2 separate regions of the Mus musculus genome follow, and region 2 is linked to region 1. The links are chromatin loops, found by intact Hi-C in ENCODE. Cell type or tissue: heart. All regions are shown on one strand.

What was found. Peaks named below come from ENCODE experiments on the same cell type or tissue, not always from the same donor. Only the 100,000 strongest peaks of a DNase experiment are listed, where the experiment ranks them.
Region 2: it touches region 1 in a loop (6-fold over the local background); 7 of 42 quality-filtered maps call a loop at or near these places.

The regions. Positions count from the first base shown.
Region 1 is chr9:122,014,292-122,022,291 of GRCm38, forward strand. Gm39463 (a long non-coding RNA gene) reads left to right here. Exons shown (of 2, transcript XR_871388.3): 2 at 1-2,142. Among named protein-coding and RNA genes, the nearest start is that of Pomgnt2, 22 kb to the left of the region's middle. In heart, CTCF peaks have their summits at 192, 4,582 and 6,362 (motif pointing left); DNase peaks (open chromatin) are centred at 80, 4,690, 7,080 and 7,510; H3K27ac peaks cover 1,275 bases.
Region 2 is chr9:122,239,871-122,247,870 of GRCm38, forward strand. The region is part of intron 11 of Ano10 (anoctamin 10); the gene reads right to left. Among named protein-coding and RNA genes, the nearest start is that of Mir8106, 30 kb to the right of the region's middle. In heart, CTCF peaks have their summits at 4,775 (motif pointing left) and 7,953 (motif pointing right); DNase peaks (open chromatin) are centred at 4,761 and 7,951; H3K27ac peaks cover 1,181 bases.

The DNA.
Region 1 (8,000 bases):
GAACTATGGATGCTGATTGCACCTGCTGGTTACTGCCTGCTTCCCTCTGCTGGCACATCGTGGAACTGCACCTTGGCACCAGGTTCTTTCCTCCAAACTGGCTGAGTCTGATTATCCAACCTAACACCGAGTCGAAGTTTGCAAGCACACTGCATCTTCCAACTCAAGGACCCGAGGCCCAGGAAGGAGAGGGAATCACTATGTGTCTTAAATCACGTTAGTGGATTTGAGAGTCCTGTTCCACCCACAGCCATAGGTGGCCTAGTGTGCCCGGGAAGCCTCTGAGAGCGCACCCTTGTGTTCAACTGCGGCATTGCAGAAACTTGTCCCTGACTCTGCGTTGCAACTGTTCACCCTCCCAAACGGGACAAATTCCAAAGACTCTGAGCTCAGAAAGAACAGGGAACTGTCTGCAACTGGACATAATCATACTAAGCAAATTGATTCAGTATCAGAAAGACAAATGTGACATGTTCTCTGTGGGTCCTAAAGGTTATATAGATACATAAATTCATATAAACAGATGACATGGAAGGAGAAACAGAGCTATCTAGGCCTGGGGGGACCAAAAGGTGGGATGTGCTCAAAGTACACTCATGCTTTCATGAAGATGGCAATAAAAATAAGTAAACACAAGCGGCATTGACAGATCAGTAGAGGGACCAGCTTCCCAGTATCTCAGGCACACTTCCGATCATTGATATTTCCAGGTCCCAGGGTGCACGGGGAGAGAGAAGCAAGACAGGAGTACCTGAGAAAAGCCAAGCCACTCAGTTCTACACATGTTAGTGACCAAAGAAGTCTCAACACAGCGTGAGACCTGAGCATCCACCCCGACCTCGGGAGCTATGGTCTGTTCTCGGCCATGGGCTCAGCTAGCTTCAAGTGCCTGAAATCTTCACACGCTGTGCCAAAGATAGAACCAGACCCTATTTCTGTGTCTCTCTTCCCAAGATGTGCCATCATGTCAGGCTGACACCAAGTCAAGTGAGAATATGTTCTCTTCTGGACAGAGTCCCTAGAATGGCAGGAGTTGGTGGAAGCCAGGAGGGAGGGGACATGAGCTTCCTGTGTCTAAATGCTGATTTGGGGTTTTCAGGTTGTGCCTATTGGGTTGTAAAAGTCCACAGAGCAAAGTTTTCTTTCTTTCAATATTGGGGGTTACACTTAAGGCCAGGCAAGTGCTCTACTACACACAAGCTATTAATGATTTGAGGCAAGGGCTTACATATCTATCCAGACTAGGTTTGAAGTCACTGCTGCCAGGCAGGCCTGGAACCTGGAACCTCTCTGCCTGTCCTCGCAACCCGCAAGTGATTACTATTACAAGTCTGTACCCAAGGCCCAGCTCTGTAAGTACAGCATTGGCGCAATGGAATGACCATTAGCTGTGTGCTGTGTGAAGGGCCAAGCAATGGAGGCCACGAGTATGGAGATTGGCTGGAAGACGGAGTGAGGCAAGGGACACATTTATTGAAAGAAAGAATAACTGATGAGCATCGTCAGGTCTCCAAGACAGCCGTGAAATCCGGGAGAGAGGCAATGACGACTCACTCACTAGGCTCTCTGCTCTTTCCTTCCTTCCTGCTAGGCTGGCGAGAGAGATGGTCATGTGACTGACTTCCAGCCAATGATATAGGGCAACATTTTGAATGCCTGCTCCATTGTGTAACCCCTTCCCTGTTCTCCCCTTAACTCAAGGACAATGCTTACAGTGACATTGGAAACTACAGGGCAAACACGAAACCTGTAAAATCAGCTTGGGGTCGCTGCCATACTGTTGGGGACCCGAGGACTGTGTGTCTCTTCCTATGGGAGCCAAAGGAGCAGACGCCTGTGGTCCGAGACCGCCCGCCATTGCCTTGAAAAGAAGGTGTAGGTTGTGTCTGACGCTCCCCTCTTCAGACAGCGTGGGACCTCAGAAGTCAAACTCAGGGCAGGGAACTTTTATCTTCTCACACTTGAAATCCCAGGTCTGGAAGCTTGTGAGGCCGGTGTCATGAGGCTGGCAATCCCTGTGCAGTGATGTAGCCTCGGGCTTTTCTACCAACGCCCCAGTTCTTGAAAAAAATGACCGAGTATTACTTGTGAATAAACGTCTAAGAAAGCGTGGACTTATTCCTCCACTGCTGTGTAACTTAATTAACCCGTTTATTCTATTCTATGAGTGCCACATGGCTTGTCACCTACCTCTTCTTAGCTTCACGTATCTGTGGCACTTCCTTCTTTGAGTGCTCCAAGGTCAATGAGAAGGATTTGAACTCTCTTCCTAGAGCTACTGCGAGCCCTCAACATGGCTGGGTCCTCCTGCAGGCCATTGATAACACATTGCCTGAGGAAGCCAAGTTGTTTTCTAGGTAGGAGGCCTCCCAGTGCCGTCTCTTAGTCAAAGCTTACACAAGACACAGAATCCTCTACTCTGCTTTGTGCCCAGATTTGCAAGAGGAGAGGGGATGTTAAAAAAAATATTTGACTCGCACCTATAATCCCATACTCAGGAGGTGGAGGCAGGAGGGTTATGAGTCCAATCCAGTCTGGGCTCATAGTCAGAACCATCTCAAAAGCAATCAGATTCAAACAAACAAACAAACAAAACAAACCCTCTCACCTTTGTGCATTTGCTTTGCCAGTGCCCACAGGAATATTAATGCCACTTCTAGGCTCACCTTCAAAGTAAAACTCTCTGACTTTTGGGATTATTTAGTCCTCATATTTTTAAAAATAACAAGTATTTTCCAAGTTTAATTTTTTCCCCTCTCCTCACCAATTTACTTACTGTCATGGCCTGCCACTCCCTGTAAATGTCCAACAGATGCTAGAGAAGGTTTGGAAATAATTCAAGATTCTTTGGCCTTTGTTAGATAAAGTGTGTGTGTGTGTGTGTGTGTGTGTGTGTGTGTGTGTGTGTGTTTATAAAACCTGCTACTTAGAATGAGGAGTCACAGAACAGTGCCGTTCAGGAAACATAGGTTGACCCTGATCATGAAGTCCTTACAAAGGGATGGCACACACAGGACCAAAGGCACAGGAGTTGTGCCTCTGGGACTCTGCTTCCTTCTCTGCTTGTTTGAGGTTGCACGGGCTTTCTGCTTATTTGAGGTTGCACTAGTTAATTTTTGACAACTTGACACAAACTAGAGTCACCTGGGAAGAAGGAACTTTGTTGAGGAATTGCCTCCATCAAAGGCAGGTGCCTTTGGCTTGTCTGTGGGCAATTTCTTGATTGCTAGTTGGGGTGAGAGGGTCCAGCACAGTGGGCAGTGCCATCCCTATGCAGTTAGGTCTGGGCTGTGTGAAAAGCAGCCGAGAAATCCATAGAGAGCAAGCCAGTAAGCAATCATTTCTCCATGGGCCCTGCTTCAATTTCTTCCCTGGTCTGGTGGACTGGATATAACCTGTAAGGCAAACAAACCCTTTTCCCTCCTGTTTACTTTTTATCCATATTTTATCCCAGCAACAAAAAGCAAACTGGGACAGAAATTGGTATCAGAGAGTGGGGTATCGTCGTGATAGGCCATTTCAGAGCCTTGGGCTAGGGGAGGCCACTGAGAGCTCAAATCTTCATGAGCTTATGGAGGAAGTCAGTACACAGCATCCCCTGTGGTCTCCGCTTCAGGTCCTGCCCTGAGCGCCTGGCTTCCTGATGACACGTTAGCTGGGATTGTAAGATGGAATAAACATTTTTCTCTCCTTTTCAAGTTTCTTTCCAAAATCAAGTTGATTTTGGTCAGTGTTTTATAACAGCCACAGAAAGCAAACTAGGACATAAGCTTTCTGATTCTTTTACATGCTATGCTCTTCCATCACAAATAACAGCGTATTAAGATTCACGAAGGTAAGTCGGGAAAGAACCAATACCAGGCAAGAGCTGTGGGATGCTGGGTGCTTGACAAGAGGAGCTTAAGACGACCTCAGCAAAGTCAGCTGGATCCCTTCCCTGCCCAGAGCCCTTCTGTTGCTGTGTCCTCTGACCTTTGGGTGACATTACCAGCCTCCCCTCTAACCTCTAACCTCTAACCTCTAACCTCTAACCTCTAACCTCTAACCTCTAACCTCTAACCTCTAACCTCTGTTCTGAGTTTCACTCTCTGGGCTGCTTCTCAGCAAAGCATACTCTGGAAACTCCTCTTGTGGGGTTTTTATGGAAGGAGCCTACGCTGCTTCCAGAATTCCTCCAAGGACTCAGCCCCAGTTGCTCACAGTGGCTGTTCTTTTAATATCATGTCTCCCCTCTTCTTCCTTTTTTTCCCCTCCGGTTCCCTTCTTCTTTTCCTTCTCTCCTCTCCCCTCCCCTCCCCTCCCTTCCCTTCCCTTTTCTTCTTTTTCTCTCCCTCTCCTCCCCTTCCTTCTCTCCCTTCCTTCCCCCTTTCTCTTCCCTCCCCTCCCCTTCCCTTTCTCTCTTCCCCTTCCCCTTCTCCTCTCTTTCCCTCCCCTCCCTCCCCCTCCTCTCCCTTCCTTTCCCTTCCCTTCTTCATTTTTCCCAGGGAAAAACCTTGCAGGATTTTCTTTCCTGGGTCCATGATTGTCTAAACCTGACTGTGCACTATTGTAGTGAGAGGACACTTCCCTCTGGGTCCTGACAGGGGGCAGCATTTAGTTTCCTATCAGAACGAGTTGCATTCCTAGACTTGTATGTGATTCCAGCTCAAAATAAAGAAAAACATTGAAATGAGGGGTTTAATTCCCGAGAGGGACTGGAAGGCTGTGTCAGCGTTTCCATGGTGAGGGCTGTCTTCTGGGGATTTACCTTCCAGCTGTGAGAATCTGCTTTATGCTAGACTTTAAGCCTTTGGCTGCTTAAAGGCTCTATATTATTAAAGAGTCCACTTTTGACTAAGTTGAAACTGTGACTCTGTAAAGCCGACTCAGAATGTTCTCCCCTCTGCCCCTTGCCCCATTGGCTGCTGGCCACGCTCCTTGCCAAGCAGCGTGGAGACTTGGCAGAGGTGCGGCATCTGGCTCTCCTGCTGTGTGTGGTCTGAGAAGGGCTGCACTGAGGAAGAGAACCTTGGCTCTTTTGTACTGTTAAAATGACACCTCCATGGGTCCCACCCGAGTCTATCTGTAGGTGTTTCTCCATGCACAGTCACTCACTGACCCCAGGTCTTAGAATCACAGAGGAGAAGGGCAAGTGTCAGCCTGCGATGCCTCCGTGAGTATCAGAAGAAAGCCAGGTTGAGATGTTTTGTGTGAATTCCTTCTTGCAGCAAGAGCCGGTATAGTGCGAGGAAGAGAAAGGGGATCTGTCTCATCAACCAAAAGAGAGAGCAAAGCAGGCTCACTTTGAGCCGTCAGCGTCAAACACATCAAAGTCATCTCTGCTTGGTTTTAAATAAGAACACATTTGCAGACACTTTGGCATATCCTTTATTTTAAACAGAGTTACAGAGGTGGATGGAAGCCCCTCACGATAGAAGGAAGACGCTGAGAGCAGAGAGCCAACATCTGTGTTGGTGCGGAACCTGACTGGGTTCCGAGTGTCAGAAAGCACCATGGGGATTCATAACCATCTCAACTCAAGGTCTGGGGACCCATTGTCCTCTCCTGACCTGTGCGTGGACCAGGCATGACAGCAGCGCACATACATACACATGGGCAAAACACATACAAATTAAAATTTAATATAAAAATCTAATAACATTATTAGAAATAATATTTATAAAGTTACATGGGAAAACATTGATACAAACAAGGTTGGCCAAAAATTTATGATGAAGAAAAAGCTTTGACATCATCTGGGGATCTAAAAAGTCATGATTTGCAGAAAGGTGCCATGCCTCTGTATGTGAGTGTGTGTGTGTGTGTGTCTGTGTGTGTGTAAGAAAGAGAGAGAGAGAGAAAGAGTGTGTGTGTGAATGAATGTGTGTATGTGTATATGAGTGTGTATAAGAGTGTGAATGTGAGTGTGTGTATTTGTGTGTGAGTATGAGTGTGTCTGTGAGTGAGTGAGTAAGTGAGTGAGTGTATGTGTGTAAGCCATATGTTTCTATGAAACTTTTCACAAGCAAAAGGGGAAAGCTTAAGCAAAAGACACACCTCAGGCCACACAGAGCCTCTGGACAACTATAAAGGACCTGCGGGCTCACCACACTCAAAGCAATCACTGTCTCATTAGCTGACAGCTGAGTGGAGCCAGCAGAATCTCCTGTGGCCTTCACTACAGGAAGTACAGACTACCTCAGTAATCTACTGGGGCCACAAGACACAGACAGCAGCAGCAGCCACAAAATCAGCAGTAGCAATAAGAAGCCCTAGAAAGACGGCTCAGTGGTTAAGGGCACTGGCTGCTCATACAGAGGACCTGAGTTCAGTTCCCGACTCTAACTACACTTCCATGGATGTAATGCCCTCTCCTGGCCTCTGCCGGTGCACATGTACACATATATGCATGCAGGCAAAACACCCAACACATGTAATAAAAAATAAATGTTTTAAAAGGAGCTCTGAAAGTGGAAGGATCTGTGTAGTTGCCGTTGCTCCACATTGTATTACCTACTCCAGTGTTTCATGAGACAAACAAAGAAACATTAAAATATGGTAAATTCGGGAGGGGGCACATGATCAATGGAGAGTACTACAGAAGTCATACATTGAATTTTTAGATGAAGACTCTAAATAAGCTTGTATAAATTATTCAAACAATTCAAGGAAATAATGTCTAAAGAATGAAAAGAAAGGATCAGAATAGTGCCTCACCAAGTCAGTAATTTAAATAAAGACAGAGAAGTTGCTTTTAGGCACCAAATAGAAATTTTGTAGTTGAAACATACAATAGCTAAACGTAAATCTCACTAGAGGGCCTCAGAAGCCATTTGAGGTCATAGAACAAAGACTTAAATTTGGGCTGGGTGGGGGGATGGTTCAATCATCGAGGGCATGAGGACTGGCTGGTTTTGTGTCAACTTGACACAAGCTAGAGTCATCAGAGAGAAAGGCGCCTCAGTTGAGGAAATACCTCCATGAGATCCAGCTGAAAGGCATTTTCTCAATTAGTGATCAATGGGGGAGGGCACAGCCCATTGTGGGTGATATCATCCCTGGGCTGGTGATCTGGGTTCTGTAAGAAAGCAGGCTGAGCAAGCCATGGGGAGCAAGCCAGTAAGCAGCACCCCTCCATGGCCTCTGCATCGGCTCCTGCCTCCAGGTTCCAGTCCTGTTTGAGTTCCTGTCCTGACGTCCTCCAATGATGGATTATAATCTGGATGTATAAGCCAAATCAATCCTTTACTCCCCAACATGGTTTTTGGCTGTAATGATTTAACACAGCAGTAGCGACCCTAACTAAGACCAGTTAGTGCCAGGGTAGTGGGGTCTTGCTGGAACAGCTCTGAGAGCACAGAGAATCTGTGTTCCAGAGACAGCCAAGGTTGTACCTTGTGCTGCAGCTGGACTTGGTAATGTATAAGAGTCACGCCGGTGGTGCTGGTTTTGAAGGCGTGAAGAGGTCATGAAGAGCAGCTGAGGCTCAGCACTGGGAGAGGTCAGGAGAGGCCATTGGTGAAGGTGCAGCCACAGTGGTGGTTGATGGCACAGGACTAAGGGAGTCATGCAAGAAAGCTGAGGCTTGGCACCATGAAGAGAGCCTATGAGAGGCTACTGGTGAAAATGCAGACCAGTTGTAGCAGAAGATCCAAGCAGTGTTAGAGATGCCAGTACCACGGGACGACCACCAAGAACAACAGCAGTAGGGGAGTGGAGCCAGCCAGAACCTTGGAACCAGGCTGTGTGCTACAGAGGGCAGAACTGGAGACGTGACTCAAGCCCTTTGGAGGAGCCCAGAATATCATGAGTGGATCCCCGACATTTTATGGTTAGAGTTTGATTTTACTTTCATTTGATTGAGACTGTGACCTGATTTTTCCCTCCTGAAGTAAGGTATTTTACTGGATCCCACAGTTGAGAGACTTTGAATTTTAAGAGACTTTGATTTTGAAAGAGATTGGATATTTTAAAGGGATGAAAATTTTAATGTGTTTGAATTTGTAAAGATGGTGGGACTT
Region 2 (8,000 bases), 230 kb after region 1:
CTGCGTGCCTCCATTCCACTGGATATGTACTCTCTGCACTCTGCCTACATGGCCTGTGGCAAGGTCAGGGCCAGAGCCCAAAGCAGCTCAATATGCCTTTGCTCATTCCCAGGCCAAGTTATCATCAAAGGCCTGAGAAGAACAGAGCAAGATGGAGGGCTATGACAGCAACTGTCGCGTTGCAGCTGGCTAGTTCATATAAGAAAAGAATATCTCAATTATCGAAGGAAATAAAGAAGGGAGCTTGGGCAAGGGGGGAGGTAAGTCCAGCAGGGAGGGAGTGTGGGTGGGGCTAAAAGCTGGAAAGACAGGCAGATCAAAGAATCACCACCCTCTGCCTGCGGGTCAGAGTGTAGGTCCACGGCCTAGTTACTTCATCTTGAAGCTTAAAGTTTCAAAAGCTCAGGCCAGGCAGGGGTGGTGGCGAACGCCTTTAATCCCAGCACTTGGGAGGCAGAGGCAGGCGGATCTCTGAGTTAGAGGCCAGTCTGGTCTACAAAGTGAGTTCCAGGACAGCCAGGGCTACAGAGAAACCCTGTCTCAAAAAAAAAAAAAAAAAGTTCCAAGAGCTCATTAATGCAACACTTGCTGAGTTGTACTGAGAAACAACAACAAAAACAAAAAACAAAAAATAAAACAAAACAAAACCCAACATGATTCTCCACCCAAAGCTGCTAGTCTTCGGACAGTTCTAAAGGGTTTGTTCTTATTTTTTAACCTAATAAATCCACAAGTAGATGTTCCCCTGGCTCTGGCCTCAGCCCATTCCCAGTGCTGGTGAAAGCAAGGCAGAATGTCTGTTGTTATCCACAGGCAGTTTTCAGTTTTCCAATCTTGTCAAACTGTCGGTGCCACTGGCCCAGGCTTGAGACAGCAGCTATGCTAATCACCTTCCTCAGCCTGTCAATTTCATGGTACAAGAACTTCTTAGAAAAGGTCAGATCTGCTTTGTGCAACACCATAGGCTGTACATTCTAAAGCTTAATAGCATCAGGTCAGCTGACATATGCATTCCTTTACATCAACACCCCTGAGACTGCCAGTGAAACTCTCATCTCTACTAGACAATCAAGTATGAAGCAAATGCGCTGCAGCCTGCTTGGCGACCACTGTGATTAGCTGTGCTTGCTATCTGCACTTTACCCACAGATGCACTGACAGGGAGCCGGGCTTACGGGCTGTGCAGCAGGGACTCCGTGGCTGGTACACTAATGCATGCATGACCTTGAGCCTTCTGAATTCTGAGTCATATGACTGCATTACTATTCAAAGATGACACACGTGGATTAACGGAAAGCACACTCCTCCCTGGAAATGCCTCTCTAGTTTCCATATGCTTTTGACTAACATCAAAATGAAATGGTGTCAAAAGACAGATACCAATAAAGCTTCCTACTGGTAACCACATGAAAATACAGAGGCTGGAGCTGGCTCAGTGGGTAAAGTATCCACTGTGCAAGTGTGGGGATGTGAGTTCAAATCCCCACAGCACTCCTAAGGACAGATGTGGGAGCACACACGTGTAATCCCCGAATCCTATCAGCAGAGACAGGTCAGCTAGTGATCGGATCAGCAAACCTGGGTGGGGTATACAGCAGCAAACAAGAGTGTCTCAAATGAGGTGGAAGGTGAGGAGTGTCACTTGTGACTGTCTGACAGCCACACATGTGCTATGCCATGCATGTGCCTCACACACATGCATGTGCACTCTCACACCGATTCCCCTGGAGGAGCACAGTTTCTCTAAAAACCTTGACTAAGATGTGTGCAATACAGGAGAGCTGAGGAGGAATGCCTAGGATCTGTCCTTCCTCTCAGGATAAAATGACCAACTAACACCTCCTGTTATTCTCACTTGTGAATTTGTACACATGCTTGAGTGCTTCTGTGTGTGTGTGTGTGTGTGTGTGTGTGTGTAGTGTATGTAAGTATGTGTGTGAGTGTGAGTGTGAGACAGAGAGACAGAGAGGCAGAGAGGCAGAGGACAGAAGCACTGAAAGAGGAGGCACCCACTTTGGGCAGGATGAATATTCCAGCAGTCTCAGGGGAACTTTAACACATGGGGATGTGAGCACTCTGTCACACATCTTACTGAGCACGCACTCAGCGTGGGGTGGCACCTGGCTGCTCTTTCTTTCAGTTCCCTTTCTATGGCTGGTTAGCACTGAACCTCCACAAAACTACTCTCCCTGCTCCCATCTCACCCTGACTGTGAAACCCCTTCAGCAAGTTCCTCGCACCGGTAGCCACATCATAGACTTCATTATCAGCACAGATGGTACCAATTAGCTTCTGCGTGAGGCTTTGATATGGAAAGAGCAAGGGAAGCCTGTGTGGTCACCCAGGCATGAGTGCCCGTGGCTTAAGGACAGCAGTGTCTGTATCTTTTGCAGCTCATCATCCACCTGCGCCCGATCTGTCAGAGGCAGTCTTGACTTTGAGGCTCAGCTTGAGCCCAACTTACAACACACACACACACACACACACACACATACACACACGCAAGTATGTTATACTCACACAAAGGCGCACACACCTTCAGTTGAAACATTCATTTTTTTTTCTTTTACCCAATATATGTAAAACGAAAAACTCAGACCCTTTGCCCCTCTTGGCACTTAACAATGTTAGAAAGCTGTAATTCATCTTTACAACTCTGAATGTATGCCCGTCCCTGGGAAAGTGTTTATTAGCCAGGGACAGATACAGGCAGCTGCATTTTACACATAATGCCAGTCTACTAACTTCTGGTCCTGTCTGCATCATGGCACCTTGGGGTCCACAAAAGAAGCCAAAGCCCCTCTGAAGCTACTGAGCAATCGATCTGCTGAAGGGACAGAGTGACAGAGTGACAGAGTGACAGAGTGACAGAGGCTCAGCAAAGAAAGCAAATCCAACATGGTGATGTAACAGAAACATGAGCCGCTGAGGCAGTGCCTGACCAGACCCCAACCAACATCTTAAACACTGAAAGAACATTTAAACCAAGGTAAAAAACTCAAAAAAATGAGCCCTGCAATGGTCACTCTGAAGTGCCGCCACCTCCTGAAGAGGGACGAATGGTTGTCTCCTCTCCTCTAGAACAGACCCTCAGCCAGGGTTGTGATGAGATCTGGTTGCACGAGGGCAGAGGCTGAACAGGAAATCGCTGTTCTGCAGAGCATTCCTGTATCACTGGTTACTCCAGCTGCTCTGCAGCGCTGCAGGAACACATGGGTGGCAGGTGCCAAGAGCTGGGACCATAGTCGGAGCTGCCAAAGAATTCGGCAAAGGGAAGCAGACAGACCTGGGGAGCTGTGGAAGGTGGGAGATATCCTTATGTAAACAAGGAAGCTCAGCAGGAGCTGCAGGTTCTCCTGTTGCTGAGAGCAAGAGCACAAGGAAAGAGGGAGGGGGGAGGGAGGAAGAGGGGAAGGGAGGGAGGAAGGGAGAGAGGAAGAGGGGGAAAGGGAGAAAGGGAGGGAGGGAGGGAGAAAGGGGAAGGGAAGGAGAGGAGGGAAGGGAAGGGAGGGAAGAAGGGAGGGAGGGGGAGAAAGAACTGCCCAGAACAGGCTGAGAAGAGGCAGTGACTGGTGAGCGTCCTCAGAGCTAGACCACCATGCTCTCCACAGTGTATGATTCCTTGAGGGTCCACCCTGCTCTCCTGCTTCACAGCAGGACTCAGACACTCTGGGCTGTGAGCTTCCCAGTGCTTACATTCTTACCCCACCTTAGTATATTTTCTGAAACCATGCTACTGTGAATAAAAAAATATCACTTCCAAAGTGAGGGGCTTGCCTTTGCCTATATTTTAGGGCAAGAAATATGTTAACCACCATAATACCTTAAAAATGCAAAATAATCTAAAAAATTGTCATCAAAATGTTACTTTAAAAAAGAGTGTGCTCTAATCATAAGTGTTGAGAGGTCTCTGGGTTGTCAACAAAACAAACATCTGCCATTCACAGAGACTAAAGGCCAACCCTTAAGACAGCAGTCCCCAGGAAGCCCATTCAGATGACACAAGGACACAAGGTTCTTCATATTCTGCATTGTGGGGTACATGCACGAGGAAGTGTCTTGTTGAGTCTGGAGTGCAGCTCATCATGCAGGGAAGCCATGGCAGGATGAGGGGGCGCTGGCAGCTGAAGGAATGTGGCTGCTCAGTGGCTGCCTCCTTTCCCCTTTTTATTCAGGCTGGGACCCTAGCCCTCCAAGGCACCGCCCACACTGGGGGAAGGGAGGGGGAGGGGGAGGGTCCTCCTTCAATTGTACCTTTCTGGACACAGAGGTGATTCTAAATACCAGCTGGATAGCAGTCAACACTAACCATTACAACCCCCATGGTGGTGACTGGAAATCCAAGGCTTCAAGAGTAAAACCTTGACAGACACTTGGCAGCAGTGTGAAGCCATAGGAGAGTGTGCCCAGGTTTTTATGGCTTCCCTCTCATCACTTTAACTGTCATTTCCTTATCCTGTCTGATGGCAGTCTGTCTTTGTGGAGTCCTTCCAAAGGTTCTCACTGCAGTGACAGCTCTACTTTACCCAAAGGCTCTCACTGCAGCGATGGCTCTTCTACTTTAGCACATGCTTTCATCAGTTTTCATTTCATTTCATTAAATTATATCAATTAAAGTAACAAAAATGCCATGCAAAACCAAATATGTTTTGGTGGTGGTATCTCTTTTCATAAGCATTTAGCAAGCAGACTCTGTCCCTAGACCCTACATCCCATCTACATCTAGAAGCTGGGAGAGCTGCTATACCAGCACCCTCTAGTGGGCACGGGGATCAGCGCCATCTAGAGATGAGGTTAGAGAAAGGCCTCCTACCACACTGGAATTTCTCTCTTAGGCAGTTCTGCAGATGCTTCCAAAGCTAGGATCATATCTTCTTAACACCTGGTACGTCTTAAGCATAAAATAAATATGCATCTGATGGAAGAACCCGCCCTGCCTGCCTTTAAGCCAACCACAGAACACAGAGCATTTTAACTGGATAAAAAACTGAAGATGGGGGCAGCCTAGAGTAAGACTAGAAAACATAAAAAATGACCAGCAAGGATAAAAAAAACAGAAGTAGGAAGACGGGCTGGGTGTGGTGACTCACACCTGTGGGCTAGCTCACAACCCTGACTCAAAACCAAAGCACAAATGTTAGGGGAAAATCTAGCTCATGATTCCATCCAAAAGGACACAAATAGAAGAGCTAGAACCCAACACATGTAAGACAAAAAACAAAAACAAACAAACAACAACAACAACCCCCCTGGGAAGTGGACACCATGAACAGTTGACTGTTGGCTCTTCCTGGCCAAGCTTGCAATTAAATTATCAGAGTTTAATAAAGCCAACCACAATGATCTGCATTTCTGAAAAGGACAGCGTCAGCTGGCAAATTCCAAGTAGCTAATCCTTCTGCAGGTACTTCAATTTATCAAAACAAGCAGAGGTGTCCCAGGGCTGTCCAGTGCGGGTGCTGGGAGCTGCACTTGGATCCTCTGCAATAGTGATGTGATCTTAACCTCTGAGCCATCTCTCCAGCTCCACTAAACATGTTCTAAATTTACAGGGTATTCTTACAAATAATAGAATTTTAAGATTTTTGCCTAGAGGTTTTCTTAATATTCTTCCAAAAAGTACAGTCAGCAAGCTTACCAATTACCACTCTGAAATTCTTTCTCAGATAACTATCACAAAGAACACGGAGGGAGGAAAAAAACCCTGTGATTTATTTGCCCTTGTACAAATTCTTAGTAAGAACTGTTTCATCACTAGAAACCATTCATGAAGTGACTTGGCACACGCCTGTCAGCCCCTGGGGAGCTTTGGTCCTTGAGCAGGCCTGGGGAGCTCCATCTTGGAGAGGAAACAATGGAGATTAGACAGTTGTGTGAGCGTCCTGCTAGCTGCACAAAGGGCACCAGGTGTCCTATGGTAGAGCAGGAACCAGGGCAGGTGGAAGGCAAAGGGGAACCACTGAGAGCCTTTCCCATCACAGAGGACAGACGTGGTTAGAATATCATCCCGGGAGAACAGCACCATGAGCAGACAGTGTGGGTGCGCCATCACTTCCGTGGGGCTGTTAACACGCCTGAGGTGAAGGGGTTAAGGGAGCAGGGCTTTGCTTTGGCTCATGGTTTAGAGGGTTTAGTTCATGGCTGCCTCACTCCGTTTGCTTGGGCAGAACAGCCTGGCGGCAGGAACATGAGGTAGAAGCTACTCTCTACTTCTTGGTGAACAGGAAGCAGAGAGAAAGGTCACACAGGAAGAAACCAGAACAACCTATCACGTGACTCCAGGAACCTATCTGCACTAAATTGGCCTCATCTCCAACCTTTCACCACTGCCCAGTAATGCCATTGCATTGCAAACCTACTGTTTACAGCAGGGCCCTCCCGATCCCATGTCTGGAGACACACTCACAGACACACCCAGGAGTGTGTGTCACTAAATCCAGTCAGTAAAGTTATTGTGCATTACTGTGGGGCAAAAAGAGGCAGCTGGAACACAGCAAGCCTAGTGGGGACTGGTTGTAAGCGCCCAGGTGAGAACTGCTAAACTGCATACTATAGTCAGAAATCTGGAAATTGGGGTTCTTTAAAAACAACAGAAACATTGTAAGAATATGTTTTTGTTTTAATCCTAGGTCTGGGGATATGGGGTTTCTTCATAGCAGCTGATTATGATTTGCCTCAGGCTCTAGCAGAGGCGTGATTCTGCCAGCTGCATCCCATGGGGTGCAATGCTTGGAATTCTGGGAATTTTTCAGAGAGTATATAAATGCTAGGGTCCAGAGAGCCGGGGTGGGTTGCTGATTGTTTGTTTGGGGGTGGTTGCAGTTTAAGTAGCCTTCCACAAAGAAGAAAGAAGAAAAAAGGAGAGGGGAAGAGAAGGAGGGAAATAATTAGATATTCTTACTGCGAAGTTCTAACTTTCGACAAGGAACTCGATGCCCCTCATCAGCAAAAAGTAGTCTAATGATAACACAGTTCCCCTTTCAGACCCCTGACTATTCAAGTACCTCTTTCCTTCCCTCCCTATTCTTTTTTTCTCTCTTCTCTAGTGTTTAGGGTTGATGGAATGGAAAATGGGCAGAGAAGGGTGGACGAAAGAACCCATGAAGTAGCAGAGAACAGCTACAGCACACTTAGTGATGTAATGTTTGACACAAGACTGACACGTAACTGACACTCTGCAGAGCACAGATGAGAAACAGCGGGACCCTGGCTCCAGCCAATGCTGAGGGCCTGGACAGAGTCAGAACCAACAACAAGGAGGGGTGAGTCGGGGCAGGGAAGGTTGGACTGAGGTGTGGAAGCAAACCCAGCAGGGAAGAAAAAGAAAGGGGAGCAGGAAACTAATATGAGAGCAAACTGTGACACAGTCAACCATCAAGACGTGGGCTGGGGAGACACGCCATGGCCAGCACGGGCACTCGCACTAATGCTGAAAGGAGAAATTCACAGAGCTCAGAGAAGGGAGCCTTAGGTGGTCACTCAGCTACACTCTGACTCAGACATCTCTGCTGTGATGACCTGGTGAAGAACTGATGGTGACAGGGCTGGCACTGTCACACCAGTCAGATCACACCCGTCTCCCGTCACAAGGACTCTGTGCTCACTCTCTCACACAAGCAGTCCCCCTCGGATCTCACCGTTACAGGTGGCAGCAAACCCTGCTCACTCCAAACCCTTGTCTCTGCAGGGCAGGCTGACACACCTCGATCCCGCTGAGGACAGGGTGGGTGCTCTAAGTGGTGGCTCAGTGACAGACTCCACAGTAACCACAGGACACAGCAATCTACATCGTGGCCCACCCTGCTCTAGAGAGGGGGCAACACATTCAACAAAGAGTTAAAGTGAGTAAATCCTGAACAGCTGTCTTCCGAGAGCTGACTATATTATGACTGAAACTAGGAAAAACCCGTCCTCCTCTCTTAGCATACTACATAGATGACCCGCAGTTCCATTTCTAACCAGTAGGGGGCGAGTGCATCCTATAACTTACTTCTCCCATA